2 separate regions of the Homo sapiens genome follow, and region 1 is linked to region 2. A link is an interaction called in ENCODE POLR2A ChIA-PET data of the cell type or tissue named here. Cell type or tissue: OCI-LY7. All regions are shown on one strand. Links, peaks and the distances in the headings refer to the core of each region. The heading gives the core; the rest is flanking DNA. Region 1 holds the start of LOC105379156 (a long non-coding RNA gene). Region 2 has its middle 270 kb from the start of ZNF608.

The links. Peaks named below come from ENCODE experiments on the same cell type or tissue, not always from the same donor. Only the 100,000 strongest peaks of a DNase experiment are listed, where the experiment ranks them.
Region 1: POLR2A ChIA-PET joins it to region 2 with 5 read pairs; 1 of 35 experiments calls an interaction of 5 or more read pairs at or near these places.

What each region holds. Positions count from the first base shown.
Region 1 is chr5:124,786,096-124,802,132 of GRCh38, forward strand. It overlaps LOC105379156 (a long non-coding RNA gene), which reads left to right and starts at 10,771. Exons shown (of 3, transcript XR_948725.2): 1 at 10,771-10,868; 2 at 14,321-14,436; 3 at 15,480-16,003. RefSeq lists a silencer at 9,927-10,046. In OCI-LY7, for the core only: no CTCF peak of the experiment used is centred there; a DNase peak (open chromatin) is centred at 9,986; H3K4me3 peaks cover 860 bases.
Region 2 is chr5:125,005,731-125,021,767 of GRCh38, forward strand. No RefSeq gene overlaps it. Among named protein-coding and RNA genes, the nearest start is that of ZNF608, 270 kb to the left of the region's middle. RefSeq lists silencers at 842-891, 6,353-6,553. In OCI-LY7, for the core only: no CTCF peak of the experiment used is centred there; a DNase peak (open chromatin) is centred at 6,391; H3K4me3 peaks cover 578 bases; H3K27ac peaks cover 460 bases.

The sequences.
Region 1 (16,037 bases), core at 9,041-11,540, 220 kb before region 2:
ACGCCTGGCTAATTTTTGTATTTTTAGTAGAGACAGGGTTTCACCATGTTGGCTATGGCTGGTCTCAAACTCCCAACCTCAAATGATCCGCCCACCTTGGCCTCCCAAAGTGTTGGGATTACAGGCATGAGCCACTGCGCTTGGCTAAAAATGAATCTTTTTTTTTTTTTTTTTTTGAGATGGAGTCTTGCTCTCCCACCCAGGCTGGAGTGCAGTGGCGCAACCTCGGCTCATTGCAACTTCCGCCTCCTGGGTTCAAGCAATTCTCTTGCCTCAGCCTCCTGTGTAGCTGGGATTACAGGCGCACGCCACCACACCCAGCTAATTTTTGTATTTTTAGTAGAAATGGGGTTTTGCCATGTTGGCCAGGCTGGTGTCAAACTGCTGAGCTCAGGTGATCCACCCGCCTCGGCCTCCTAAACTGCTGGGATTACTGGTGTGAGCCACCACATCTGGCCCTAAAAATGAGTCTTAATGCTACATCATGAATTAACCTTGAAAACATTATGCTAAGTAAAATAAGACATAAAAGAACAAATATTGTATAATTCCACTATGTGAGGTACCTAAAATAGGCAAATTCTTAGAGACAGAATGGCAAATAGAGGTTACTAGAGGCTGAGGGGAGGGGGAAAGAGGAATTATTATTTATTTTATTTATTTATTTTTATTTTATGTATTTATTTTTTTTGAGATAGAGTCTCGATCTATCCCCCAGGCTGGAGTGCAGTGGCACAATCTTGGCTCACTGCAACCTCTGCCTCCTGGGTTCAAGCAATTCTCTGCCTCAGCCTCCCGAGTAGCTGGGATTACAGGCGCCCACCACCACGCCTGGAAAATTTTTTTGTATTTTTAGTAGAGATAGGGTTTCACCATCTTGGCCAGGCTGGTCTTGAACTCCTGACCTCGTGATCCACCTGCCTCAGCTTCCCAATGTGCTGGGATTACAGGTGTGAGCCACCGCGCCTGGCCTGTTTACTGTTTTGTGGGTACAGAGTTTCAGGTTGAAATGATGAAAAAGTAATGGAGATGGATGGATGGTTGCACAAAATTATGAATGTACTAATGCCACTGAATGGTACACTTAGAAATGGTCAAAATGGTAAATTTTATATTATGTATATCTTACTACAATTAAAACAAAAATTTTAAAGCAAATCTTTATTAAGGATCACACAAATGCTGAGCACTTTCTTATGTGTTATTGAGGACATTAAAAACAAAAAGCCTCCAATTCTAGGAAGATAGTGTCAAGACAGCTTGGGAGGTTAGCTTTGAATGTTAAATACTTCTTTTTAATATCCATTTTCTTTGTCTTCATCTCTGAATCAGGCTGAATGAGAATTGATGGATTAGAAAGTTGGCTCTACCTCTGTGCTTAGGTTAAGCTCTCAAAGATGAGCTTATCCATTCTCTCATTGACTCCACTTGAATCTATTTCACCCTAAGCTGAAATGTACATCTGGAAGAACGTAGACCAATAGATACCTGAATGGGCTCAAAAATTAGATACAGGGAAGGTGTTAATTTGGTGACTATGTCAGCATTCTCACAATTCTGACAAGAAATTCCACTCAGTCTGGCTTAAGCAAAAAAGGGCTCATGCACATGAAATAGTTCTGATTTTGTTTTTTGTTGTTGTTGTTGTTGTTGTTGTTTTTCTTTTTGAGATGGAGTCTTGCTCTGTCACCCAGGCTGGAGTGCAGTGGCACGATCTTGGCCCACTGCAACCTCTGCCTCCCAGGTTTAAGTGATTCTCCTCCTCCAGCATCCCCAGTAGCTGGGACTACAGGCACGTGCCATCATAACCGGCTAATTTTTTGCATTTTTAGTGGAGACGGGGTTTCACGGTGTTAGCCAGGATGGTCTCAATCTCCTGACCTCGTCAATTGCCTGCCTTGGCCTCCCAAAGTGCTGGGATTACAGGCATGAGCCACCGAGCCTAGCCAAAATAGTTTTGACTTTGGAGGAGACTTGACCTACTGTTCCAGTGATGTCGCTAAGGGGCTGAGTGCTCCTTCCCTCCATTCTGCCTGCCTTGTTTCTGCCTTTCTCTTCAGGTTCCACATGACAGACCTCAACAACTCCAAGCTCATGACTTCTGGTTGCAGAACACCCAAAGCAATTTCTGATTTCACATCCTTACACCACATTAACCATGAGCTCCTTTTGGGAGCTCTCAGGAAGAGTGAGGGAGCTTCTTTTTCCCAAAGTCTCAGCAAACATCTCTTCACATCTCATTGGCTCTGATTGGGTCACACATTCATCCCTGAGCTCTTCACTGTAGCCAGGGAGATGGGTATGCCAATTGGTTTAAGGCAGGGTTAGAGTCTCTTCGGGGCTACATTGTAATCTATATGTAAATGGGTCCCCCTGAAGTTGTGCAAAACACAGTGTGTCCAGCCAATCACAATGGCAACCTAAGAATTTATCTTATCCTTTCCCAAAGAGTAGAGTATTCACTCTTTGAGTGCAAGGATTGTGTCACCATCTTCTCTTTTTTGTTTGTTTGTTTGTTGTTTGTTTTTGAGACAGAGTCTTGCTCTGTCACCCAGGTTGGAGTGCAGTGGCGCGATCTCAGCTCACTGAAACCTCCTCCTCCTGGGTTCAAGCGATTCTCCTGCCTCAGCCTCCCAAGTAGCTGGGATTATAGGCGCACGCCACCATGCCCGGCTAATTTTTGTATTTTTAGTAGAGACGGGGTTTCATCATGTTGGTCAGCCTGGTCTCCAACTCCTGACCTCGTGATCTGCCCTTCTCAGCCTCCCAAAGTGCTGGGATTACAGGCGTGAGCCACCACGCCCAGCCTGTGTCACCAACTTCTATCCACTCATAGCATCTGACACATTATGGCTGCTTGGTGAGTACTTATGAATGAATGAATTATTGTATGAGTTCACAGAAAACTCATTGAAAAGTATAAATCTTCCTTCTGAATTTAACATAAAATTATTATTTTTCCAATGGTTTCTTGCTACTGGATGATTAACAGTTCTTAATTTTCAGTATTAACAAAGATGAGGCAAAGCACGGATGAATATGATTTCAGTCTTCTGCTCTATTAGAAGATCATACTTTCGTACTTCACATTTGTTATATTTAGGTTTAAGTGAAAATTCAGTCATTGCAATTCAAATCTCCATCAGCAGAGACTAAGCTGTTAACCTGGGCCTTCTCTCCACACTCAACTGGGGAAAGACAACACTGACTCAGATGGTTCTTGCGTCAGTAGTAGTTAGACTGTAAACACTAACTTTGTGTGTATTTTTACGATTTAATTTCCTCTTTTTATGGGAGCATAAAATGTATTTTTAAAAATAAGCAAATCTTTAATGAAAGTGTAGGATGGTTGACATGGGAAGTGTATAAATCTGTCACCTACAATATAAGCACATATTTAAATATGCATATTATGAACATTTAAAGCTGCAATGGTTCAAAATAATGTTAGCCTCTTATGTGAAACATTACTCTATAAATATGAGCCCACTAGCATCTTAAATACAGATTGCATTATATATAAGCAACCAATATAAAATATTTTCAATCTAATATTTATTCTCAAATTTTGTCTTTAAGAAATTATTATTCTATGTCTCAAGTTTACTTTGTAAATAGAAAAAAAAAACATAAAAATTCCTCAAGCCTCTAATGTTTTTCTTAATGTAAAAACTATCACAAAAAAATGGGAAATAGTTTTTCTCCCATAAAATATTCCCTGGACTCTCTCTCCTTCTTTTTCTACTTTTTTGCCTGTAATAGTCTTATCTTCCTCTATGACTTAAACAATCAAGAATAAGTTGATGACCCCCAAATCAATGTATCCAGCCCTGTTGTCACTCATGAGTGCCATAACATCCTAACAGAAATCACCATTCCCATGACCTTCCATGCCTTGGTCCATGGCATTATCATCTGCTTATTTGACACAACCAAATCCCTTGGCATCTTCTTAGATTCCTTTTGCTCCACCGTCCACCCTCTGGCTCCCTTCCGGAACTCTATTGACTAGTTCTGTCATATCTGGCTCCACAGTGTTTCTCTCCACTCTATGGGTTTAAGCTGTTATCACGGCTTTTCTGGATGACTTGTACTCTCTTCCACTTTGGAGACAGTGATTCTAGTTTCTTACCAACTAATCTGCCATCCAACCTGCCTTTGCCCCAAATAATCATTTTCCAATACAATCTGATTATTCTAACTTTTCTGCTTCAAATTCTTCACAGTTTTCTCATTCCTTTTAGAATAAAGTACATGTTCAAAGACTTTTGCAATCTGGCTCCAAGATACTGTACAATCTCATCTTCTACCACGCCTTCCAACTCTCCTACACAGTCTTGCTTTCTGCCCCAGCCCCAACAGATTACTCATCAGTCTATGAACACTCACTAAGGCTTTATGTTGTTTCCTATGTCTAGATTGCTTTTCTCATCTTTCTCCCTGTCTGAAGTTAACTTCGGTGTTTTCTGATTTCCCATCACAATCAGCCATTCTCCCTTCTGTACTCACACCAAATCATGTTCCCAGTGCACATGGTATTAGTGGTATTAGTGCTCCTGGTTGGGTTATGCACTTATTGGAGGAGGCAGAGAGAGGGAGGGCTATGTCTCATTCATCTTGGCATGGACAGCTCCTAGCAGGTGCCTGGTGTTTAGTATGTACTAAAAGATGTTTGGTGAATGAGTCTTTATTTTGAATGCTCAGAAAGACCTTAAATTTGACTTATAAGCTTTCAGAAATAGGAAAAAGGCCTACAGATTCATAGCAGTTGTATGACTACATGTGGTAAAAGCGAGCAAGTTATATCCAAGACAGACTGCAGCAAGGTAAACCCATTTAGCTACAGTCCCTTCTCTGTCTTTTAAGACATGTCTAATTTGAGATCCCTTTCACGTGCTCCCCTTCCAAGGTTTAATGTATGTGATTAATCTTGACTTGCCTTAATACTGCTAGGAATGTGGCAATGACCTCAGCTGAACACTGGCAAAGTGATTAATGTTACATGAACTGGATAAGGTGGTTTTTTTTTTCCCCCTCTGCTCTAGCTCCTGAATAAACACATTCATGCAAGATTCGGTTGCAGACCTTTGCTCGATGGAAAATGTACCATGATTTCAAAGAGTAATGTTTCAGATGCAATAAACAACGTTAAAGGAAACACGGTCCTTGTTAAAGAAAATGCTGTTTCAGGCTAAAGTCCCAGTGATCATAAAAGATATATGATGCAATAAACAAAATGAACCATAGGCAGACAGGTCCATTCGATGACTAACCACTGATTGAATTTTCCAACACATTTAGACTTTCTAAGAGATAAACTATTCACAAAAGGTTCGTGTTAAATATAAGGCTGTCATTTCCTTTTTATGTTTCTAGAGGGGTCTGAGAACAGTAGAGGATATTCCTTCTTTTTTTCTTTTTTTTTTTCTATTGGTTGTTTGTGGTTTTGAATTTTTTATGATGTGAGAAGACTGGCAAACAGTTGCTATGATTGTCAAATGCCTTAAATCAAGAAGAGAGAATGCAATAAAACACAGTTTCCATGGTAACACATTGTAACCTAGTACCTCTGGATTATGAGCCAGCTCACATCTATGATCATTACTTGTTGACAGGCATAAATTGAGCCTAAAAGCATTAATTTTAGAGATAAAACTAGAATGTGTAGCTTAGTTTTAATAATGTTTAAATATTTCCAAGGTAGTGGCAGCAAATCAACTCTGGTTGTGTTATTATTTAAATAATGTTAATAAACTAACCACAAATACTTTTTGAAAATGTACAAGCTTTTCTCTAAAAATGGTGTAACATCTGTGTATGCAGTTGGTCCTCCACATTCCTGGGTTCCACATCCATGGATTTAATCAACCTCGGGTTGAAAATGTTGGGGAAAAAAAGACCCACAAAATTGCCAAAAGCAAAAGTTGAATTTGCCACCCGCCGAGCATTGTGTTGAATTCACGTGAATGTGGTGATGTGTAGGCATTGTATTAAGTATTATAAGTGATCTAGAGATAACTTAAAGTATATGAGAGAATGTGTGTAAGTTATATGCAAATACTAGGTTATTCTGTGCAAGGGACAGAGCATGTGCAGATTTTGGTACAATTCCACATAGATACTGAGGGACAACTGTATAGTCTTGAGGCTGCAAGTGGTAGCTGACGTGTTTTTGATGGAGTTTAAATAATCTGAAATCAACAATGATATGGAATGATAGCCAGACATTTTAAGGAAGGAATGTTGTTCAATATGGACAAATTCCTAAACATCTTGATAGTAGAGTAACTCCTAGAACTCTTGTAGGACATTCACACACAATAATTTTTAGTAGACATAAGTTCCTTTTCCTCTTTTTAAGGAGCCTGAGATAAAATGTGGATGATCACATGCTTTTTTTTTTTTTTTTTTTTGAGACGGAGTCTCCCTCTGTCACCCAGGCCAAGAGTGCAGTGGCGCCATCTTGGCTCACTTGCAAGCTCCGCCTCCTGGGTTCACGCCATTCTCCTGCCTCAGCCTCCCGGTAGCTGAGACTACAGGCGCCCGCCACTACGCCCGGCTAATTTTTTGTATTTTTAGTAGAGACGGGGTTTCGCCGTGTTAGCCAGGATGGTCTCGATCTCCTGACTTTGTGATCCGCGCACCTCGGCCTCCCAAAGTGCTGGGATTACAGGTGTGAGCTACCGCGCCCGGCCGATCACATGCTTTTTACACATTCACTTCCATGTCCTCATCAGAAGCACTCACACTACCGTCAAACATTTAAGGTTAAAACAAAGATTACGTTATGTGTAGCAGTTACCCATTAACCAATATAGTTAACAAGACAATTTTTTTTCCAAGGCTGCTTGTGACACTTCTAAATATATCTTTATGACAATCAAGATAATCTTGGCCAGGTGCAGTAACTCATGCCTCTCATCCCAGCACTTTGGGAGGCCAAGGCAGGAGGACTGCTTGAGCCCAGGAGTTCAAGACAAGCTTGGGCAACATGACAAGACCTCATCTCTACAGAAAATAAAAAACAAACAAAAAATAGCCAGCTGTGGTGGTGCACACCTGTGGCCTCAGCTACTCAGAAGACTGAGGCAGGAGGATTGCTTGAGCCTGGGAGATTGAGGCTGCAATGAGCCGTGTTCACATCACTGCACTCCAGCCTATGTGACAGAGCAAGACATTGTCTCAAAAGAAGTAAAAAACAAAACAACAAAAAAAAGAGATAATCTGATATGATATGATATGATATGATTTAATATGATACAATAATAAGAATTGGTCCATTTTCTCAACATCTAGACTTTATGTAAGAGTTCACTTTTTTCCTCTGGCAACTTCTGAGCTCCCTTTCCTTACTAAAGCTTTTACAGTGAGTGTGGGATAAACAAGGAGAGACAGATTGCTCTTCCTCTAAGTGTGCCTTTCACTGCCCTGAGCCTCAGAAAAGCAGAGAGTGACCAGCACACCTCAGTTGCCTTTTCTGTACACTTGGGATTAGACCTATTTCATAAGGTTGTTTTAAGCACTTATTGAGACGGACACTTGTGGAGAACTTAGAACAGTACTTGGTGCATAGTAAGCCCTCCATGAAGGTTAGCCCCTGTAGGGGGTAATGCTTTGTCTAGCATTGCGCTTCCCACTCAGTTGTGCCTAGTAAATGTTTGTTAAATTGAATAAGCCTATTTGCCCAATTGGCTATTACAAGAGTGCTTATTGTAAAACTAATTTTGCAGGAATATGTAACATTTTCAGGAAATCTGATTACATTGCTTTTATTCACTTGCAACTTACCTGTCAGAGATTCACAAAACGCTTCAGTTATCAGAGCTCATGGAGTTGTGTAATAATTGTATCTTCTGGTATTGCTAAGTTTTAGAATCAAATCCTTGGGAATACTGCAGGGTATCTGAACCAATCTAACACAGACTAGTCTTTAACCTATTGACCTGAGAAGGATACCTATTTCAGAATCTGCCATACTTTCAAGCAATGACTCAGAAGCTTGCTAGCTACTTCTGTTTTGTTTTTTCGGTTCTTTGAATTTAGATTTTTTTTTTTTTTTTTTTTTTTTTTTTTTAGACAGAGTCTCACTCTGTGGCCAGGCTGGAGTGCAGTGGCGTGATCTCGGCTCACTGCAAGCCCTGCCTCCCAGGTTCAAGCAATTCTCCTGCCTCAGACTCCCGAGTAGCTGGGACTACAGGCATGCGCCACCACGCCCGGCTAAATTTTGTTGTTGTTGTTGTTGTTGTTTATTGAGATGGAGTCTCACTCTGTCATCAGGCTGGAGTGCAGTGGTGCAAGCTCGGCTCAATGCAACCTCCGCCTCCCGAGTTCAAGTGATTCTCCTGCCTCAGCCTCCTGAGTAGCTGGGACTACAGGTGTCCACCACCACGCTCAGCTAATTTTTTGTATTTTTAGTAGAGGCGAGGTTTCACCATGTTGGCTAAGATGGTCTCAGTCTCTTGACCTCGTGATCTACCCGCCTCGGCCTCCCAAAGTGCTGGGATTACAGGCATGAGGCCACCATGAAATTTTTGTATTTTTAATAGAGATGGGGTTTCACTGTGTTGGCCAGGATGATGGTCTTGATCTCTTGACCTCGTGATCTGCCTGCCTTAGTCCCCCAAAGTGCTGGAATTACAGGCATGAGCCACCACGCCTGGCCTTGAGTTTAGCTTTTTAAGGATAAAATTATTTTAAGAACAAAGAAAGCAATTTTCTTCCATTCTAATTGCTATAGACCCTGGAATATGTCAACATGATATTTAGTTAGTCTAAAAAAAATTAAGACATTGACCCATGCATATCCAGCTTTGAACACTAAATACCACTTGGCATTCTTTTTATTTATCTCTAGTCATTTTCCTTTCACCTTCCCCAAAGCATACTCCCAAGTGTAACCATCTTCTTAATCTCACTCTCTATTTTTAAAATATCAGTCACTGTTCTTGTTCTGTAGACACATAGAAAATAAAAACTATCATTTGATAACCTGCTCTTTTTTTAAAACAGTTTCCGAACGTACAGTTGACACTTGAACAACTTGGGGGATGGGATGTCACTCCCTGCCCAGTTAAAAATCCTCATATGACTTTTGATTCCTCCCAAAATTTACTAATAGTCAGCTATTGACTGGAATCCTTACTTACAACATAAACAGGTGATTAACACATTCTGTATGTTATATGTATTATATACTGTATTCTTACAATGATGTAGGTTAGAGAAAAGCAAACATTAAGAAAATCATAAGGAAGATAAAATATATTTACTATTCATTAAGTGGAAATGAATCATCATAAAGCTCTTTACCCTTGCCATCTTCACACTGAGTAGGGTGAGGAGGAGAATGAAGAGGAGGGGTTGGTCTTGCTGTCTCAGGGGTGGTAGAAGCAGAAAAAATATCCATGTATAAGTGGACTTGCAAAGTTCAAACTCATGCTGTTCAAGGGTGAACTGTACAAGAAAGTGCTGAAGCACAGTGCTAGCTACATGCAAAGCCACCAACAAATGTTAGTCCCTTAGTTTAAAAGAAGGCGTTTTCTAGCTTAGAGTAAGGAGTTTCCTAATGCACAGGAATCAGTGTTCTTTTTTCTTTAGGATTAACCATTCAACCTATATGCACTCATCAGTTCCTTACTGTTTTCTCTCAGTTGTGGTTTTATCATTTGTTTCCATTTCTCTATTTTCAGGGTGTTTCTCTCTCTCTCTCTCTCTCTCTCTCCTGATTCTTTCTCATTATAGTCTTTCTTATCCAAACCTAGTCTTCGTCCAGAGTTCCTATCTCAATGAAAGCACCATCATTCCTATCAGAAGTTTAGGTATTATCTGCCCTTCCTGCTCTTAACCATTTCATCTCCTCTGCACCCCCCACCCCCTGCATTTTGGGCTCAATGGGATGTGGGTTTGTAGTTGAAAAATGACTTTGCAGGTGGTGGTATGATGCTGCTTTTATTCGTGTGTTTGTCTTAATTTAGACTATGTTCTAATGCAGGGATCCCCAACCCCCAGGCTGCAGACTGGTACTGTGCCTCACAGCAGGAGGTGAAGGGAAGGTAGTAGCATTACTACCTGAGCTCAGCCTCGAGTCAGGTCAGCCACGGCATTAGATTCTCATAGGAGTGTGAATCCTATTGTGAACTGTGAATGTGAAGGATCTAGGTTGCATGCTCCTCATGAGTATCTAATGCCTGATAACCCCAACCCAACCCTCCACCCTCACCTTCCCATCCGTGGAAAAATTGTCTTTTGAAAAACTGGTTCCTGTTCCCAAAAAGGTTGGGGACCACTGTTCTGAAGTTTTTTTGGGGGAAAGAAAACATTTAGAACGTGGGAGGGTGGGATTGGGGGTGGGAGAGATTATTTCATAATTGCATTCTCATTTTTAGATTATTGCTAATATACTCTCACCTTTGGACTGGTCCTGAAAGAATTTCCCCATTGTAGGAGCTACATTTCCTTTATAACAATTATTTAGTGGTGACTGATGTTCCACTGAAAAAACACCATTCTCTTAATGAGACTGTCACTATTTCACAGTTCCTTTTGCTCTCTGTGTGGGACAAGGCCCAGGATGTCATACTGCCTGAGAGATTTCACTACCAAACAAATCTTAACCACCATGGGCTGGCCTAAGGAAGCAAGAGTGTGTTTGTAGTCAACTCAGAGTTACTGTGTTTCTGGGTGACCTGGAGCAATGTGACTTCATGTTTGGGGTGTTGTTGCTCACTGTACATCTCTTCTTCACCCCAGGGAAGAACCTGACCCAAAAGGGCAGCAGGCAATAGGTGAAAGGCTATACTAAGCCTTTCCCAGTAAGGTCAGCCAATTGAGTGCTGCATACATCCAAGCTGCCTTTAACCTTTTCCTAGGTAAGTCAACACAAAATAGTTTTTCTTCTTTCTATATTCCTGTATTCTTTTCATTGTATAAGAATATTTTATGGTGATAGAGGCGAGAGAAACTCTAGGCAAATGGGCAGGTTCGCCCCACCTTCAAGCTGAAAAGCCTGAAGCCCAAGGGCCAAAGTGAGAACTTCTGTCCCTGTTTGCCCTCTCTCTCCTGATTGGTTCTTTCTGAATAATTTTTTTTTTTTTTTGAGATGGAGTCTTGTTCTGTCACCAAGGCTGGAGTGCATTGTCACAATCTCAGTTCACTGAAACCTCTACCTCCCGGATTCAAGCAATTCTCCTGCCTCAGCCTCCTGAGTATCTGGGACTACAAGTGCACGTCACCACATCTAGCTAATTTTTTGTATTTTTAGTAGAGACAGGGTTTCACCATGTTGGCCAGGCTGCACTTGAACTCCTGGCCTCAGGTGATCTGCCTGCCTCAGCTTCCCAAAGTCCTGGGATTACAGGCATGAGTCACCCCACGCCCTGCCCCACATCCTGTGCCTACAAAGATCTGCAACTCAGCTGGTAGAGATGAGAAGCAGCTGGACATCAAGGAGAGGCAACTTGACTTCAGGGACAATGGCTGGATGTTGGAGAGAGGCAATTTGACTTTGGAGGAGAGAAGCAGACAGACAACTTGACTTCAGGAGAGAGCAACCTGCACTTCCCATCCGCTTTCCAGCTCCCCTTTCCACTGAGAGCTGCTTTCATCACTCAATAAAGTTTTCTGCATTCACCGTCCTTCAATTCATCCACATGACCTCATTCTTCTTGGGCACCAGACAAGAATTCAGAACCACCAAATGCGGATACTCAAAAAGGCTGTCACACTGGCCCTTTGCCCTTGCTGGTGGAGGACAGCCACCCCACGCAATGAGGAAAAAGGCTTACTGAGCTGATAACACTCTGCTGTTTGTGGACGGCAGAGCTAAAAGAGCATTGTAATACACCTCTGGGGCCTTAGGGTCACCCCCACCCGGACGTCACCGCAGGGCCTACACAGAGTTTGCGTCTGCTGTTGCCAAAGCAGCCAGCTGGTTCCTGCGCTCCATTACCTACGTGCTCCCTTCGGCGGGGGTGGAGCATGGTGGACTGAGTAAATGGGGCATCCCTGTCATGAGTCCCATAAAGCGTTCAAGAAAATATCCTACATCAATGGGATACTGGAACATAGTTAAAAACTAAGGAAATCTAAATAAATTATGAACTCGAGTTAAAAACAAGAGCGTTTGTACTTGGTCTCCGTACTATCTATATTAATGAAATGAAATGCTGATCCTGCTGTTGTTTCCCAAATTTTCCGTAAAATGGCATAGTTTTTCTTTTCTGGAGACTTTTGGAAGCTTGCAGTAAAGGAAAACAATGGCCTAACCAATGGCCTAGTTTGCGTGCCAGAGACCCATGATCTCCTGACAACTCTCCTGTTCAGCTTCTCAGGTGCAGTGCTCAGTGTTGACTTCCAGATGTTGACTTATGCTAGAGAATATTAAATTGAAGTCTACTGAGGGCTCTGGGTCAATCCCTGCATTTACCTAAAAGACAACACAGTATTAGAAGTCACTTCTACTCCTGAACCTTAATACCCCATTATTCTGATAATTAAACTTTTTTTTTTTAAATCACAGCTTTCCAACTTTCTATTCTAAAAAATTATTTCAAGGACAAGACCTCTGGGTTTATTATTTCCATATACCTGGACAATAGCTGATGCTTGCTGAATGATGGTTAATTTTTATTTTTGAGACAGAGTCACACTCTGTCGCCCAGGCTGGAGTGCAGTGGCACGATCTCAGCTCACTGCAACCTCCACTCCCTGGGTTCCAACAATTTTTCTGCCTCAGCCTCCCGAGTAGCTGGGATTATAGGCGCTTGTCACCACGCCCAGTTAACTTTTTGTATTTTTAGTAGAGATGGGGTTTCACCATGTTGGTCAGGCTGGACTTGAACTCCTGGCCTCAAATGATCCACCCACCTTGGCCTCCCAAGGTGCTGGGATTACAGGCGTGAGTCACGACACCTGGCCAATGATGTTTAATTTAAACTGCCCTCAATTTATTATCTGAGAAGTGCATACAAATAGGCAGGACGAAATAGCCAGTCAGCATAATGACATCACATTTCTTCTTTGGCACTTAAGAGAAAGAATCTGTAGAACTTAATTTGCAATGTCTCTAACCTGCTTTTGGAAAATGGACCCACCATCACTTTGAGAACAAAATGATGGTTGAAATTCAGATCCATCCAGATGAGGTGAGAAAAGGAAGAGCTGTTTTGCATCTTGCTCTTGTGCTGCCTCCTTTCATCATTAGTAATTCTAGCCTTCTCTTACCTGATCACGCAGGGACACATGATCTGAATGCACCATGGAAAACTCCCCAAATGCAAAGGAAATTAAAGGGGCTCCCTACTCTTTGTCTATGGATGAAGTTATGGACATTCTGAACCAAATCCACCTCTTCTACTTATTCAAATTTTGTCAGTATAAACATTTTTTTGTTCTCATTGTTCTAACACTATGTAGAGGAGATAATTTACATGAAAGTAATTATGTTGCTATATTTAGTAGTGCACTCTCTATCCATTCCTTAAATTGCTTTTATTTAAAACATTGAATGGGCCTTTAAACACTTGGAACGCATGTGTATAGTACTATTTTTTTTGTTGTCGTTGTTGAGACGGAGTCTTGCTCTGTCGCCCAGGCTGGAGTGCAGTGGCGCGATCTCGGCTCACTGCAAGCTCCGCCTCCCAGGTTCACGCCATTCTCCTGCCTCAGCCTCCCGAGTAGCTGGGACTACAGGCGCCCGCCATCACGCCCGGCTAATTTTCTGTACATTTAGTAGAGTCGGGGTTTCACCATGTTAGCCAGGATGGTCTTGATCTCCTGACCTCGTGATCCACCCGCCTCGGCCTCCCAAAGTGCTGGGATTACGCGCCCGGCAATATGTATAGTACTATTTAAAACATGACATCCAGAAAGCAGCCCTATTTTGATACAGTTTGTGTACCTCATAGCTTTTGGGGAAGCGCAGAGGAGAAAAAAATATCTCTAAACTTCCTTTTTAAACAATGTATTGCGGCCGGGTGCAGTGGATCACGCCTGTAATCCCAGCACTTTGGGAGGCCGAGGCAGGCGGATCACCTGAGGTCAGGAATTCGAGACCAGCCTGGCCAACATGGTGAAACTCCGTCTCTACTAAAAATACAAAATTAGCTGGGCGTGGTGGTGCATGCCTGTAATTCTAGCTACTCAAGAGGCTGAGGCAGGAGAATCGCTTCAGCCTGGGAGGCGGAGGTTGCAAAGAGCCAAGATCGTGCCATTGCACTCCAGCCTGGGTGACAAGAGCAACACTGTCTCAAAACAACAACAACAACAAAAACACCAATGTATTGTGACAGAGGAAAAATATCGTTTCCTCACCCATTGCTAGGTTCACCGTGAGGCCTCTATAAGGAAAGATGGATTAAAGAAAAGGATAGACTTATTTAACACACGTTTTATGTGACACGGGAACCTTCATACGGAAATGAAGACCTGAAGAAACAGGTAAACCAGTGTTTTTTTTGTTGTTGTTTTTCTGTTTTTTTTAAGACAGCGTCTTGCTTTGTTGCCCAGGCTGGAGTGCAGTGGTGTGATTTTGGTATCTGTGGGCATCTTGGAATGAATTTTCCATGGACACCAAGGGACAACTGTATTTTAGTATACATCTCTAAAAGACAAGGACTCTTTCTCTTTTTTTTTTTTTTTTTTTTTTTTGAGATGGAGTCTTGCTCTGTTGCCAGGCTAGAATGCCGTGGCGCGATCTTGGCTCACTGAAACCTCTGCCTCCCAGGTTTGAACCTATGATTTTCCTGCCTCAGCCTCCTGAGTAGCTGGGACTATAGGCGTGTGCCACCACACCAGGCTAATTTTTGTATTTTTAGTAGAGACGGGGTTTCACCATGTTGGTCAGGGTGGTCTCAAACTCCTGACCTCATGATCCGCCTGCCTCGGCCTCCCAAAGTTCTGGAATTACAGGCGTGAGCCACCACGTCTGGCCAACCTGTGTATGTTTTAATGCTAAGCTGGATGAGTAAGTGGATAGTTGTGAAGAAGTATGATTGGGTTAAAAAGTATGATCTAATGGTAATAAACTTGGGGTTGGGGAACTCAGCAACATCTGCCTCAGATTCTTTTCTGTGTCCCTATGCCTTCGGAGATAAAGATGTTCCTTTCTTTTAAGTGTAGGCAGGGAACCTCTGACGTGAGTGTCTTAACGACCTGCTTCACGGAAAGGTTAGAAAATCCTTCCTAGGTTTTAGGACCTGCATCAGAAGAGAAGGGTGGGAGACGGTCTGGGATACTTTCTTGCTTCTACTATTTTCTCAAATTCTTTCAGCTTAAAATATTTAATATGCCAAGGCACCATATCTTGGGTGTAATGTGTCTTGAACCCTAGCAATGTACTCTTAGAAGGAAGCTTCTATTTTATTGGCTTTCTCTTCCCACAAGCAAATGATTATTTTCATTTTCTTTATATATTTTACCCAGCTACCAGAAGTGGTTTCAAAAAAAAATCTGACATTGATTTATTTTTCTTCTTCCCTCAGGTTAAAACAATGAAAAGAAAGCAACTATTCTGTTGGACTGAACAATTTATTTGAAACTTTGACTTCACAAAGACTCAAGTAGCATTCTTTCATTTGTTTCATGGTGTTAGTTGGTTTAACCTTTTTTGACTTGTCCGAGCACAGTGAATTCACTGCCCACGGGGAGTTTGCTGACCATCTGCTCTATGTCATGTAGAAAAGCCACAGGGCCTTTCTTCCTTTCCTGGTGTCCGTAGTTCCAGAAGGATTTAGTCAAGATAAAATTGCCTCCCATCTTGAGTTGATGTGTTTGAATGTAAGAGTTACCTTTGGAGGGGAAAAGAAATAACTTTTTTTTTTTTAATCTATCATTAAGTTCATGGCTTGGGCCCTAATAACAAAGGACAGATTAACAAGAGAAAAGCATACACATTTATTTAATATAAGTTTTATGTGACATGAGAGCATTCATAAAGAAATGAAGGCCTAAAGAAATAGAGAAACTTGGAGATTTTTATGCTGAGGTTTGATTAAGTGTGATTGGACGACAAAAGGGCATGATCTAATGGTAATAAAAAT
Region 2 (16,037 bases), core at 4,861-7,360:
GTTATTAGAGAAGTCATTTAAGGAAGAGAGCAAATGTGACTTCAATGTAAACATATTAAATATAAATACTCCTCTGAAAACAAACAACATGCTTTGGTTTCTCTGGGAAAAAAAAAAAGCAATTAACATTCAGGTAACATGCATCTCTTTGAAATGAGGTCCAGAAATTGTTGGGGGAATGGAGAGTAGACAAATATTTTCTTTGTTAGCACTTAATTGGAAGTCTATAAAATAATGTTATTATATGGCTTTGAAATACACTCAAAATAAACTGGTGTAAAAACAAGATAAACTCAAGCATGATTTTTTTTTAACATCCAACGTTCAGTACACCAGGTGGTGGGGGCAGTCCCCTGGAAGCATAAAGGGAAGTGGTCTTTGGCTAATAAGGAAGGTTTGCACCACAATAAAAGCATTTATTTTCACACTTAAAATCATGGGGAAGGTGTTCAATGGAAAAACCCAAATGCCACAAAATAACAAGAACAACTAAAATTGTTAAGGACTTCAAACTACCAAAACTAATGAAAGGGATTTTCCAGCCTGATGCCCCCACTCATATTAGGTAACGACGTCCCATCCTCCTTAGATGCCCTGTGCCTTCTCAGCTAAGCTGAGCTGAGGTCTGGGCCAAATTGAGCAGCACAGCAAGGCTACTTATACTCTACACTTTAAATTAATTCCTCCAAACATCCCCCAAACAGTTACTGGAGGCTTTTTTTCTCCCCCTCCCCCCACATACCCCTTACTGTTTCTGTCTTTCGTTTAGTGATTACTTCCTGTCGGTTTTTCTAGTGCCTAAAACATATGTGATTTGCTGCAGGCAGTCAGTATTTATAAGGAGAGCCTCACAGCAGGTGCCACTTACAAAAAAAGGCCCCTGTGAGCATGAGTGCACAAGTGTTATCCCATGACCCAAGGGTCATGCTGCTGTTCCTACACAATGTTTAGCAAAGGAAGGTTCTTTCCATCAACAACTGATAAACAGTATTCGTCTGATCGGCCAGATTTTTTATGAAATGATAAAGCGAATGAATATATCTATGCGTCTTTAAAAAGATACATGCATGCTTTCAAAATTATATGTAGCTATTCTGACTCTGCGGTCAACAAATGACCAGAAAAAAAAATCTAGTAATTTTTTAATGCTGATGGGTAATTTCACTCGGTGCCCCCAGTCTTCCATGCCCCAAATTCACTTCCTTGACTTTGAAGTCTGGGTCCCTTAAAGCTGTGAAATTTCCTGGATAACAAACAATGCTAAGAAAACTTTGTTTTGAGAAAATAGATTTGATAGCCATGGGACCTGTAAATGTAGTTTGCTTTTTACATCCAATAACAGTGACCAAAAAGGGGTGTGCTACCTTTTCCCATAAATGTTTCCATTCTTTAAACAGCATGTTAGAAATTCAGTTAAAGGGATTTAATGGAGCTAATTATAGTTGGTGAACCTCTCTAGCTTTCTTCTTGTTTTTCCCCCTGAGAGTTGTTCAGCATCACCCACTTGCAATGCAAGCTTTCCTTAGCCTGGATCTGTCCAGTGATGCTCCCTATTCCACGGGCCCCCATCAGCATATCTATTGTAACTTATTGTGAAAATCAGACCCAAGAAATCCAAAGAAAGCCCAAGGCAATACGGGGAGTTTTAAAACTGTTCTCCCAAGTATGATCAACAAATCACATTTTGGTGTATTTAAGGTAATCCTTTTGGGAGGCCTAATTAAGTTGGTAGGAAAATTATGTGATATCTATTTTATATTATAATATTATATAAAATATAGGTTATATATTCCAAGGTTATATATTATATAGGTTATATATTACAAGGTTTGTCATGTTTTATATATGAAACATGATACAAAATTGGAAGATGTATTTCCAATTCATGAAAGAATAATGAAAGAAGACAAAAGAATGAAGCTTTAGTTGTCTACCATGTTATACATTTACAGTATGCATAGGGGAAAGGTCACATTGTCAGTTTATATCCAACAAAGATTACTTAAGAAATTTGGATTTTCACAAATAATAGAGTCTTATGCTCCCATCTCCCTGTTACCAGCCACCACCTCCCCACCCCTCAACAACCTGATTTCTAAGTAAGAACCCTATTTAGTCCTCAATAACAGAATAAGAAATATTCTTGGTCTGTCATTTGGTCAGTGTCAGATACTAATATGGCAAAAATTAAAATGCTAAGTACTGCTTAATTTCCAAAAAATTTTATGAATCTTGCTCACAAAATTCAGAGGTGGACCTCGGATATGGCCTTGGACTTGGAAGATGGAAAACACACTTGTAATTCTCATTGCCCCTGGTTGTAGGTACTATATCCCATCTATTCCTTCTCCTTTAACTCCTTCCTCCATTTTGGTGTTTTAATTTTTCCCACATGGAACCTTGGGCATACTCCCATTGTGACAGGTACCTTTGTATACAGGCAGCTTTCTCACTAGACTGTTAGATTCTTTTCTGTGCCTAAGAATTAGGATATTGATGATTGGTTGCTGAAAGGATGGATTATAAGATAATGACTAATGCAGTTCAGTGATGGGTAGATGGTCACTCAAGAAGGCTGGCTTAGAGTCCTGGGGACCGGGGTTCATAGAGAGTCGTCATAGAGTATGACAACCATCATAGAGTATGAAAGCTGGCAGGAGAAACTAGTTATACTTCTCTCCTTCAATTTCACTTTTGACTTTCCAGAATGGTGTAACAAATTAAGATTAGACTGAAAATTAAGATTGAACTGAATCAGACTCTTTAAATTGGAGTTCCATTTCTAATGATGTCAGTTCTCTCTTGGTGAAATAGGACAAGTTTCTTAACCTCCCAGATCCAATTTCCTCTTTTGGAAATATGGGAATTAACAGTACCTACCTCACAAGATTAAATGAAATATCACGTGTAAAGCACTCAGTGCAAGCTCAACAAGTCATCTTTCCCTCTCTTGTACTTTCATCCAAGCAGTCCTTGTTGCATATCTGACATTTAGAAACTTGGCCTTGTCAATGTTTAAGCAATGATGGTGTTGAGAATCAATAAGCCTTGTTAGGGAGTAATGTTTTTCATAGATTCTCCAGCCATATTTTTCATGATAAGAGGTTTTTCTGAGAGGTGATTTCTGACATTCTGCACAAATCAAAATTATTCAAGGAGACAAAGGCATTGATCATCTTCTCGTTGCTTGTTTTCCTTGACCCCTCTGGCAGCTTTACCAGCATTCTCTATAAATGCCACATATAAATTAAAACTGGCTTTTGCAAGTAGATAATTCACCCCACCTAGCCCATTTGCCTAGTTCCAGGGAAATTTGCCCCTTGATAGTATTTTTTAAATATTGACAAAATTTTAATTGTGTTAAAAAACATATAACATGAAATTTAACATCTTAACCATTTTAAAACATACAGTTCAGTAGTTCTGTTGTACAACAGATCTCCAGAACTTTTTTTACCTTGCGAAGCTGAAATGCTATCCCCATTGTACAACTACTTCCCATTTTTCCCTCCCCCAGCACCTCTGGTGATATTTTTAATTGTTGGTTTTGGTCAAATTTCAGATGTGGTGACATAAGAATACATATCTGGTCATTATTAGAGTAACCTTACAAAATAGCTTTTTTTCATTGAAAAACATCTATGTTCACAAATGCGGTATTTAAAATGCTCATTTTCTGCTACACATAACATTAATAATAAGAGTAATTACCCAAGAAATATGGGACTTTAAAGCTCATTCTCACCCTGAAGACACCGAGAGATTATGTTTTTAACCTTGGGCTCTGATTTGGTTGTGAATGGAAGATGGTATAATGTATAAAGATGGTTTTCCATAGAAGATGGTGATTATGCTGAAGACAACTAGATTACACGCTCTTTGGCCATGCAAAGTGATTCTTGAAATACTACCTGGATAATTGAGGTCAAAGTGATTTTTTGGCATCTAATCTACCACTTCTCTGCCTCATTTGGCATATTTAGATTCAGCCTATACCAGTATTTGAGGGAGGCTTAATTTCTTTGAATGCGTTACAACTTAGAACATTAATTGCTAAACAAATACTATAGTAAAGCCACAAAATGTGAAAAAAATAGTTAACAGCAAAGGAAGGAGAATTTTACTTCAGATCCTTAATTCTTATTATGTATGATTGTATTCCAATTCAGTTTTCTGATTTGCCTACTAACTTTCAATGTTGATTTCAGATAATAATATAAATCCTGAAATCACATCTGTCTAGCATTGCTAGGCTTTTCTTCCTACCTGGTCACTAAATATTTTTCTTTCATTCTCATCCCCCATGTATAAATAAAACACTTTTTAAGCATTGAGAATATTATCTTAAACAGATTCTCTGAAAATGATTTACAACAAATTCCACATTGTACATTGGGGAAGAATATTAATTCCATTATATGAGCATATTTCTTTTATAAAACCTCCACTCATTCATATCGGCACATTTAGTCATGATAACCATAATTAAAATGTCCTTAAATTTATTACTATGGCAGATTTTAAAATCACAATAGAAAACAGGATTCACTGTTGCGTTTCTTAAAGTCAAATCATCTTGACAAGCTAAGGTCACTTCAGTTCAAACCCCAAAATGTTCCTGTCCCTTAGGAGGCTGGGACATTATTAATATTTTTGTCAAGAAGGACTTGTGAAGGATGCAGTCTTTCTCAGGGATGAAATGAAAGGCGTATTCCACTGTGTGCCATGAAAGAGATTATATATCTTCCGCAGAGTTGGTTGGGGATCAACTGCCAGCTTCTTCATGGTGTGAACTCGTGATTGAAGCACCAGCTGTGATCCAGGGTTTGAAAGAGACCTTGAAAATGGCAAAGCAAGACCCTGTGTTCAGAACTGACAAAACCAAGCTGACGAGAGAAGCAAACGCTATTCTTTTGGAATGCTCATCGCAGGGAATGTCATTGACAAAAAGAAAAGCGTGGGAGAGAGAGGGGGAAAGGAGGCTTTTGTGTGATATAAACTGACAGACCTGAAATCAAATGATAATGCTGCAAAAATGGGGATTTTCTTGTTTATCCATTACATTGTAGATAAATAATGTCATTACAGGCAAAATACGTAGTCAGAAGAATACTTCTTTCTAAAGTTGCTTCATCAATGTAATTGGATTTTATTTGGCTTATAATATTAATTAGAAATATCTGTGTAGCATTTCTTGGCCTGATAGGAGTAAGGAGATTCCAGAGAGTTCTAAATTATACACAACTGGCACCTCATGTAGCTCCAGAGGGTCCTAAATTATACACAGACTATCACCTCATGTAACTCCAAGTTAGAATTAAAATGCCTTTGTTAACTACCCAGAAGTGGAAGGCAGTCATTTCTTCCCTGGGAGATTGGCTTCTTTGTTATTTTTAGCTTCTGAACACTTAAACGTATTTCTTTCATTTTTACTAACCCAGGCCATTAAGACAAAATGTGTATAAGGTAGTTTTTTGTTTTGTTTTGTTTTGCAGCACAACTGTTGGTATGCCCATTAGTGTCCAGTGGAAACTTTCACTTTCAGATGTGGAGGCCGTCTTCATGACCACATGGTTCTGAGTTGACCTCCTTGATGGTGCCTGAGTTGATCCTTGGAAATCAGCTACGTCCTAGTAGCTGACCACGAGGCAGCACTCTGCCTAGCAGGCACTAGACCAGCGTTATAAGTAGTGTGCCACACAGTATCTAGCCATTAACAGAATAGCAATGCTCCATCTTTGCTAGAGGACCACTTGGGAGAAACATATTATCCTTAGCCATTAAGTACAGACACAAAGAGGTGGTCCCCAGAGGGCTCCAGGACAAGTTGGAAAAGCCTTTGCTGAAGACAGAACCAGCTGCACTGAAAACCTGTTTTGCTAAATTTAGTGCACTTTGGACCTTCCTTTTAACTTCAGAGTTACCTCTCTAGACGCTGGTCAGTCCAACAATGTTTATTTAGTGACATGAGGCTGAGAAGATGAATATCCTCACGCTCAGTTATTTACATAAAGCTAAGTAGCAAAGCCTGTAATGTTATAATCAGGTACCTATCTGCAAGACAGTTTTGAATGACACAGGGTATGAAAAACATTTACTCTAGTTTACACTGTTTTTGAATACTGTTTAGTCTCTATGGTGAAAATATTAATACTTTTTAATGATGTATGTGATCAAACTTTTATTTGATTGGCTTCTTATGGCACAACTCTTACAAAAAGATGGGATGTCATCATGTGCATTCTCTGCCTTTGAGCCTCTGATGATTCCAGTCATCTCAGAAAGATAGGGCTCTGCCCTCTTGCTTCTGATTTGCTGGCAATAGACCTTCAACTAATAGTATATCTGCTCAGCTGAAGATGGAGTGCTAATCTAGGGGGACTCGAAATGGCTCTGTCATTTTCTAGATGACAGCTCCTATTTTCCACTGGCTTCTGGCACATGCGCTATCATCCGTCTATGTCAAGAAGACACTTGCTTATCTGGTTGCTAGAAATGCTTTTGTTAAAAACACGTAACTGCAGTTCATCAGTCTTGTGAGGAAGTTGTTGATTTTGCTAAACTAAGTTTAAACTCCACTGTGGTTTTCTGATATGACATCTATTTTTATTAGATATTGTCATGATTATTTATAGTGTCTTAGAAGCATACTAGAATTTTTTTTTTAATGGCAATTTAGTCAGCTGATTGAATGGTGCAAAACAAAAGTTTCAGGACCAGGTACGCCCATATCAGATTTGATTCTTCATTTTTTGGCAACCATTAATTAAGAAATCACTGGCTAAAGAAGAGATAGAAGTTGAATTAGGGCCATAAAAAATCAAAATTCAATGCAAATAATGTATGTCTCACAACAAACAATGGCAAGTATTTAAAAATAAAACCAGTCATCTAGTTGTAACTTATGAAATACTATCAAACACCAAAGAATATCATCTGAAAATATTCTTGATCAATTTGTAGAAGTAAAATTTCTATTTACACTGGAAAATATTTCCTTTTCTGGTTTTCTTTTTGTTTTGACCAGTCTGCTCTCATTCTTCTGGTTTGATTAAGACTTGATCAGTCAGAACTTGTGCAAACCCTGTCTGACTGATCCCAACTAGCCCTAAGTATTCAGGAAGCGGCTGAAGAGTTCCCGTTCAGGACAACCAGCTAATATTGGCTCAAATCCTTTTGTCAAATATTAACTCACAGCCAATAAGGTCGTTAACAGTGCCCAAGGCAAGGACATGCCTCCTAATCTTTGAAGCGCAGTACCCAAATGTCAAAGCCAAGTGCTGTTTCCAGCTGTCCTTTCTCATACTTGCCTGTCTGAAATATACCCTTGTGTTCTTTTCTCTTTCCTTCTTTTTCTTCATACAAATACAAACTCACAACCCTTTCTACTAGCTGCTGGGTCTATCATGTGGCCTTTTCATAACGTGGATTGGGGAGTACCAGATAGGGCACATTTTGTGGCAGCCATCTACTTTCTTTCAGCCTTTTAAAAACAATGGCTATGACTATTACCAGAGAGATGGTTGGTAAGAGCTGCTTTGAGATTTGCTGCACCTCTGAAGCCTGTGTCTGATGGAGGAGAAACGAAGCCAGGAGCTGAAGCTAGTACAATAAAGCTTTCCTGAGAGGTTTTGTGGATGGGAAGTTATGACTCCTGGGCGTGGAAACAGCCCCAGAACTCTGTTCTTGGGTCCATTTTCTTTACTTTTCACTTAAACTGATGAAAGGGACACCGATGAAAGGATAAGGGCCTGAACGTTTTTAACATCTGAAATATGTGCATAACATTGGATGTGTAAATAAATTTAAAAAGTGAGCACAGCAATTAAACTGAAAAACGATGAGGCATCTCTCATAAACAGAAGCTCTGTATTTCTTGAAAGGAAAAATACATCGAAAAATGAAGACAGAGAAAACAGAAAATCTGGAATTTATTTTCTTTTTAGCACAACAAGACCATGTTGGAATAGATTTGTCTAAAATGGGTAATGACATCAATTTTGTGATAAATAATTATATTTCTAATAAGAAAAAAGTGCTTCTAATTAGTTATATTGATATTCAAGTAATTGTAAATTAAGGGAAAAATATTTGATATTAAGTTATTTGCTTTTTAAAAGAAACTTGCAGAAAAGATGCTCATTTTTAAAAAACCAAATTTTATGTTGATTATTTTGCAACTTTATGAGCACATATACACCCAAATATTTTTAAAAGCATAGCAAGTGCTTCGTTTTCTCCTCGCATCTCTGACTCTTCTAAAAATAGATGAATCCATTCCTATAAAGCAGAACAAAACCAAATAAAATGCATATGAACTTCAGCCCCATAAATTTGAGAAAACTTTCAAACAATGGATACTTTGGATATTTTATACTAATCCTATTTAACTATTTTTTCATGTCATTTCTTCAGCTATATACATCAGTAAGAAATTAACTGCCTCTAAAAATTTGACAGTTATATCCTAGATTTTCAGAGTGGTATAGGTCAATATTTTCAATTTAAAAAATTTATCTTACAATTTATGCCTTTATAAGGGAGTGATAACAATGTTTTACTTATGCAGCTGTGACATATTGAATGAGGAAAGAGCTTTGCCATCTGCAGGTGAGGGCTAATACCTAGCATATGTCAAACGTGCTGGCAGTGGTATTCCAACTGTATTCTGACAACAGAATCAGAAGAAATAGTGTTAAGCTGAGGAGAAAAGATTTGGGGCAAGGAACAGTTTTCCAGATGAGGAGTTAAGAAACATTGCTTACTATAATAAGACAATTTTAATTCATTTTTAAGCACCACCATGGGGTGACCTCCAGAGACCAGCTTTTACAGAGAGGCTTGACACTCAGTTGCATTTTTCCTTGTAAGTAAGAAGCAAATTAGGTTACCTGTCCATCCAGGGTGCATGGAGAAAAAGACAGAGCTGGAAGAGAGATTGCTGACCTAGTGTTTCAGTCTACAGAGAAGGAAATCCACACCTCTCTAGCATTTATCATTAGCCAGTTGACAAGTTCAATGCAATGCTGAACTCATCCTAGGTTTCCTAGCTTTTAGTAGACCTACTGTTATTTAGAAAAACTCTTTTTTTAAAAAATAAAAGAACTTATAAAGTAAAATAGTAGACGCTACAAAATCTAATAGTTCATACTTAGAATATGCAGGATTATTTGAAAAATGGAGAAATATCAAATAACAAAAAAAAAGAGGAAAATATTTTGATAATGCCCTTTATGTAAGCTACAAGTTAGAGCATCCTACCTAGAAATGTAAAGACCCAGGGGAAGTGAATAAACAAAACCCACATAAATATGGGATGAGAGTGGGGAATAAATACTATGCAGTTTTATTATTTTAAGTTCTGTGCCAAATAGAATTCAGTACATACAGCAAACTAACAAAGTACCATCAAATGCCAGTGGTAGAAGTACAATCAAATATCAATGGTCACTTCCTAGCAATGTGTCTTTGGGCAAGTAACAAGTGCTCTAAACTCCAGCTTTCCTCTCTGTAAAACTTGAGTCATGTTTACCTCCCAGAGCTATTGTGATGATGCCACACCAGGTGACCTAGTGCACCTGTAGCCAGTGCCCCCACGCCTCCCCAGTGCTTTGTGGCCATACCCCCAGGTACTCCAGAAGGGCCATGCAGCCAGCGTCCAGGAAAATAAATTACAAGGCATTTCTCACTTTAGGAAAATCCCATGTTTATTTTATTACGTTGTTGCAGAAATCAGCAAGACTGGGAATAAGTTTAATTTTGAAAAGCTGCATCAAAGGCTGGGCACAGTGGCTGATGGCTGTAATCCCAGCACTTTGGGAGGCTAAGGTGGGAGGATGGCTTGAGGCCAGGAGTTTGAGACCAGCCTGGGCAATATGGCGAAAATACAAAAAATTAGCAGGGCATGGTGGTACATGCTTGTTATCCCAGCTACTTGGGAGGCTGAGGCATGAGAATCCCTTGAATCTCGGATGCGGAGGTTGCAGTGAACCGAGATCACACTACTGCACTCCAGCCTGGGGGACAGAGTGAGACTGTTTCGAAAGGGGGAAAAACTGCATCAAAATATATACTTTGAGCTCACTTGCCGTGAGTTTTTGTTTGCTTGAGCTCCTGTTCCTTTCTCCTCAGATAGGAGGTGTCCTAGTTGGAATATGTTGTCATTCATTTCATGTTGTATTGCCTATTTTTTCCATATTTGGTAGGCAGCAAATGCCTATTATGGAGTTAAAAATTTACTGCCATCCTCCCAAGTAATGTAAGTAGGGGACTGTTGAAAGTCACAGGAGAGGAACATGTACTCACCTGGGATTGTCTAGTGAGGCTAAGCACCACAGATTTTAAAGTTTTGAGTTTTAAGAATATATTGTTTAGGGTAAGCCTAAGTTGATATTTTTCATAGCCAACGCTAGATACTTAGGAGCCTTTTGGTGAAAAGTAGCTAGTATTTTAATTATTATTACTTTTTTTCCAGCCAGGCTTTTTTTTTTCCTACTTGATTTAAGCTTGCCTAGGGAAGCTGGCCCTGCCATGTCTTCCAAGGAAAATTTGGATCTGGCTAACTCAGCAAGATATTGCCAGTGTTCTGTTCCCTCCACACACACACAAGATTCTGCCCCTGCTAGACCTGTGCCTGCCACAGTGGACCACCCATTCTTCCCTGTGTAATTCTCTGCATATAACCTCCTTTGTATAGATTTTTTGTCATTTGCATATGCTAAAAATGTATGTTCCTAGGCATGGAAAGGTTTCTCAGGCACATATTGAGCTCATATTCTCATGCTGGCTGAACATAAAGCATCCCTCCCAAGCAGTTTGGTTATAATTCAGTCCTCTGAATCAACATCAGGCCTGATGTGAGTTGTGTACTTCATTGTTATACTCAGTTAAATGTCATCAAACACCCAACTTGGCAAACTTGCCAAACTCACTAATTTACCAAAAGTTACTTTTTTTTTTTTTTTTTTTTTTTTTTACCTATTTACAAAGTTTTAGGCAATTCTTATGGAAAAAAATGGTTTTAACAATTTTTGAAGATTTCTGTGAAATTATATTTGGCTATGATGAAGTTTTAGTGTAGTTTGATTTCGGTGGCAAACATTTTACTGTGGTCAGGCAAAGTTTATTAATGTCTGGATTTTTCTGTACTTTCTGTCTCAGGCTTTTGGAAATGCCTATTTGTAGTGTGTTTTGAATTACAAGTATGCATATCTTGATGTCAAGAATTTTATAAACAATTGAGGGGATTTTGTTAAAACATATACAATATTCTGTTGCCTTTTTACCACTTAGAATTCACAGATTTTTTTTTTTTTTTTTTTTTTGGTCTGGCTCAATTCAAGGAATGTTTTTCATGTGTTTCAAAAGTTTGAGAAGTGCCTAATGTCTGAGATGTGAACCATGCACAAAGTTGACATCCGACTTTGAGAGACTAACAAATTTATTGTTTAATTAACTGGATAAAATGGCTACAAGTGAAAGAAAAACTTACATTAAATCTAAAACTAAGGACAAGCTAAAATAAACTAAAAATTCAAAACAAAGCCTTAAAGACTGTTGAAATTTCCCAAACAACTTTGCTATAAACTTTAAGTAGATAACAAGTATTTGGGAAATCTGTAATTTGGCTATTTTTTTTCTTTTGGTCAATAGACTTTCAGCAAAAAGGCCTTGGATGAATTGATTTTTGGTGAACTGGTTTCTGAAAAATAAGCTTTTGGTAAATGTGTGAATTTGAAAAATTTGGCAAGTTGGTCATTTAGTCAATTGGCTTTTAGAAAATTGATTTTTCAAGGAATTAGTTTCTTCCACAATTTCCCAGAAAAGATAAATGGAACAAAACCAAGATGGTGTATGGGAATATGAATGAGGGGTACAATAAGACATCAAGTATATATTTTTTCTGGGGTCTAAGAGTTGTATATTGACTAAAGTTGAGGACAAAAGCCTTAATTTCCACAACTTATAAAGAACTACAAGCTATTGAGCTTATTAGAGAGCATAACAAAATCAAAACTAGTCCTACCAAAAACTCCTTTCTTACCCTCCCATATGCCAAGAGTAATAGGGCACAGTCTGGGTGCTGTTTGGAGTTCAGCATTCTTGGAGAAAGGCTGCTCCCTTCCCAAAGCCAAGGGGAGGGGCTACAAGAGAATCACTCTTAAATATTGACACTGTACACAAGAAAGGAAGACTGACATTTGTTTCCCCTTTGAAAGTCTTCTAGGTCTTTTTGGCCTTTGACCTTGCTGACTCAGTCCTGTGCCATTTGGTTGAAAAAGAATTAAAGAGAGACAGTGTGAAGGACAGACATTGGAATGGGCTTAGCACATTCCCTGAGGTAAGAATGATAGCACCTGCTCATGCCAGCAGGTCCTAGAATTGGCCGTGTTGTGAAGATGAGATCAGAGGCCACCATGCTGATTGGCTCACTGGCATGCAGGGAGCAAAGATGTAGACACATTGGAGGAACGTAGCAAGTACAGCACCTGCTTGGAGTCCAGTGGGGGGGCTGACTGAATCTCACAAAAGACCATTACTGTTTAGTGTTGGGCTCTCCATCCATTCTTATTGAACCCATAGATACCAGCGGTTGCCACCAACTAAGGAGAGGACTGTACTCTTGCCCAGCTTAATAAAGAGATGTTTGTGTTTTCCCTTGTTCTCCCCCTGAGCCTAGCACACTTATAAAGCTCATTATTAAAGGGAAGAATGAGAGTGAGGAGTAGATGCCTCCATATCTCCCACCCCTCCTCTAAGCTTCTGGAACTACCGATCCATGCGTCAATGATGGTGAACAGGTGATGAACCCTGCCTGGAGTCGGAGATGTTAAAAATGAACAAAATTGAACCTTACATAGAAAATAACATTATTTTTGTAATGAATAATCAGGAAAGTCATGGAAGTCTTATATAAAAAGGGTTTTTCAATGGGGGGGACAGTTAATAAAAGAAACCAAAACCTTTTAGGTTTAAACTCCAGTAAATTGAACTCTCCAATAATCAGATTATGGAAGTCCATGTAATCAGTCAACTCAAAATTGATAGAACCAGAATTAAAGTGTCTCAAAGGGGATGGAGAAAAGGGACTGGGCTCAAAAGAAACTTAGGGGTTAAGATTTGCAAGATTCGGCAACAGAGTGGATATGGAAAGTGAGAGAGTAGGGTGACTTGTAGGTTTCTAATTTGGGTGCCTAGTATTGAAGTTAACAGAGATGGGGAATACAGGTGGAGTAGAAGAGGATAAGAGACATGTAGGATTGGAGTTTGAAGTGCTTGTGGAGAATCCTGGAGGAGATGGTCAGAAGGGAGAGTGAATGGATGTTTTTTCTCCCCAATCACACTTAAAGGTATAGTTAGGAAAATCACACATATATGCAGGCATACAAATGTATAGTATTATATACATATCTACACACACATGCATGTATACATATATATATACATCATGCATGTATACAGATATATACACATCATACAAAAATAAATGTGTATAATGCACATTTGTGTTATATATTATGTATACCTATATAATACATATATATAAATTTATATGTGTATATATGTATTATATATGTAATAGATATAATATGTATACAAAACAACATGAAGATTTAAGAAGTATATAAGCACTTGTAAATTATAAGGTACAAATGGATGTGTAGGTGTTTAAAGAAGTAGTAGAGGCCAGGCACGGTGGCTCACGCCTGTAATCCCAGCACTTTGGGAGGCCAAGGTGTGTGGATCACTTAAGGTCAGGAGCTCGAGACCAGCCTGGCCAACATGGTGAAACCCCGTCTCCACAAAAATACAAAAATTAGCCAGGCGTGGTGGCGGGTGCCTGTAGTCCCAGCTACTCAGGAGGCTGAGGCACAAGAATCGCTTGAACCCAGGAGGTGGAGGTTGCAGTGAGCCTAGATAGCGCCACTGCACTCCAGCCTGGGCGACAGAGCAAGACTCAGTCTCAAAAAAAAAAAAACAAAACAAAAAAGAAAGAATTAGTAGAAAGTACTGTTAAGAGTGGGATGTTCCTAATCAGGGAAGATATTGTAAAAGATATATCCATTTTGAATATCGTTTTCTAATTTGTTGAAAGTCCCTCTTTTACTATGACTTTCCCCTTCAATTTAAAGATAAAGAATTTACACTGTTTTATCTTTAAAAATGTTACATTTTTCCATTTAGAAGACTAATACCTACTCACAGTAGAAAATTTGGAAAAATATAGGCAAGAATGATGATGTTACTTTCCATTATAGAGACATTTTATTGTGTCTGCTTGAGTAAAAATGTCACTTTTTATCCAGATTATAAGATTCAAAACTGGTTGAAATGAGCTAGGGAAGTTGCTGATTTTTGCAGAACATTCCAAGTATAGAGTAATATCAGTTTGTGAGTATGCAGTGTGAGTGTCCGTGTGCTGAAGGTGGTGTTGGCGGCAGTAAGTTACATCAAGTTAATAATGACAGTTTTTGTGTTGCTAACATGAAAATAGAAAGTGTGAGTATGTCCCAGATACATGACAGCGTATTATTTTTGTTCAATGGAAACAGATGTTGTGAAGAAATTGAATCAGAAGTAATTTTGATGGAAATATTTTTACTATGTTATACACTGTGTAAGATGCAAATTCCTTTTCTTTTTAGCTGTAACCTCAACTCCTCTGGGGAAATACAAATGAAATATATATATTTTGAAACAATAAATAATCTAAAAACAGGAAAGTAAAATTTAGTGATAAAAATCTGGCATCCATCTACATAACTGTAGTCAACTGATCTTTGACAAAGAAAAAAAGGCAATATAATGGGGCAAAGAAAGTCTTTTCATAAAAATGATATTGGAGCAACTGGATATTCGAATGCAAAAAAGAATGTAGAAATAGACCTTATACCATTCACAAAAATTAACTAAAAATGGATCATAGACCTGAATATAAAATGCAAAATTATAAAAATCCTGGAGTAGAAAACAGGAGAAAACCTAAATAGCTTTGGGTACGGTAATGACTTTTTAGATATAACACCATTAGTGTGATACATTAAAGAAAGAATTGATAAGCTGGACTTCATTAAAATGGAAACTTCTGTTCTATAAAAGAAAAAATGTCAAGAGAATGAAAAGACAAGCTACAGACAGGGAGAAAATATTTGCCAAAGACACATCCGATAAAGAGCTGTTATCCAAAATACACAAAGATCTCTGAAAACTAAACAACAAATTAAAAATAACCCAATTGAAAATGGACTAATGACCTTAACAGGCACCTTCTGAAGAAAGATATGCAGATAGCACATAAGAATATGAAAGATGCTCTACATCATATGTCGTCAGGGGAATGCAAATTAAAACAACAATGAAATGCTACCACATAACTGTTAGAATGTCCAAAATGCAGAACACTGGCAAAGCCAAATGCTGGCAAGGATGAGGAACATCGGGAGCTCTCATTCACTGATGGTGGAAATGCAAAATGGTAGAGCCGCTTTGGAAAATAGTTTGGTAGTTTCTTAAAAAAATAAATATGTGTATGTAAAACCATATGATTTGGCAATCTCACTCCTTGGTATTTACCCAGGGGAGTTGGAAACTTTATGCTTATACAAAAACCTGCAAATAGATGGATACAGCTGCTTTATTTGTAAAACCATTGAGGCAATTAAGATGTCCTGCAGTAGGTGAAAGGATAAACTGTGTTACTTCCAGACAATTGAATATTATTTGGCACACAAAAGAAATGAGCTATCAAGCCATGAAAAGACATGGAGGATAATACTAAATGAAAGATGCCAATCTGAAAGGCTAGGTATTGTATGATTCTAACTATATAACATTCTGGAAAAGGCGAAACTATGGAGACAGTGAAAGGATCAGTGGTTGCCAGAGGTTAGGGGCGGGAGGGAATGAATAGGTGGGGCACAAAGGATTTTTAGGGCAGTGAAAATACTCTGAATGATACTACAATGATAGATACATGTCATTCTACATTTGTCCAAATACATAGAATGTAGGGCACGGTGATGTAAACTATAAATTTT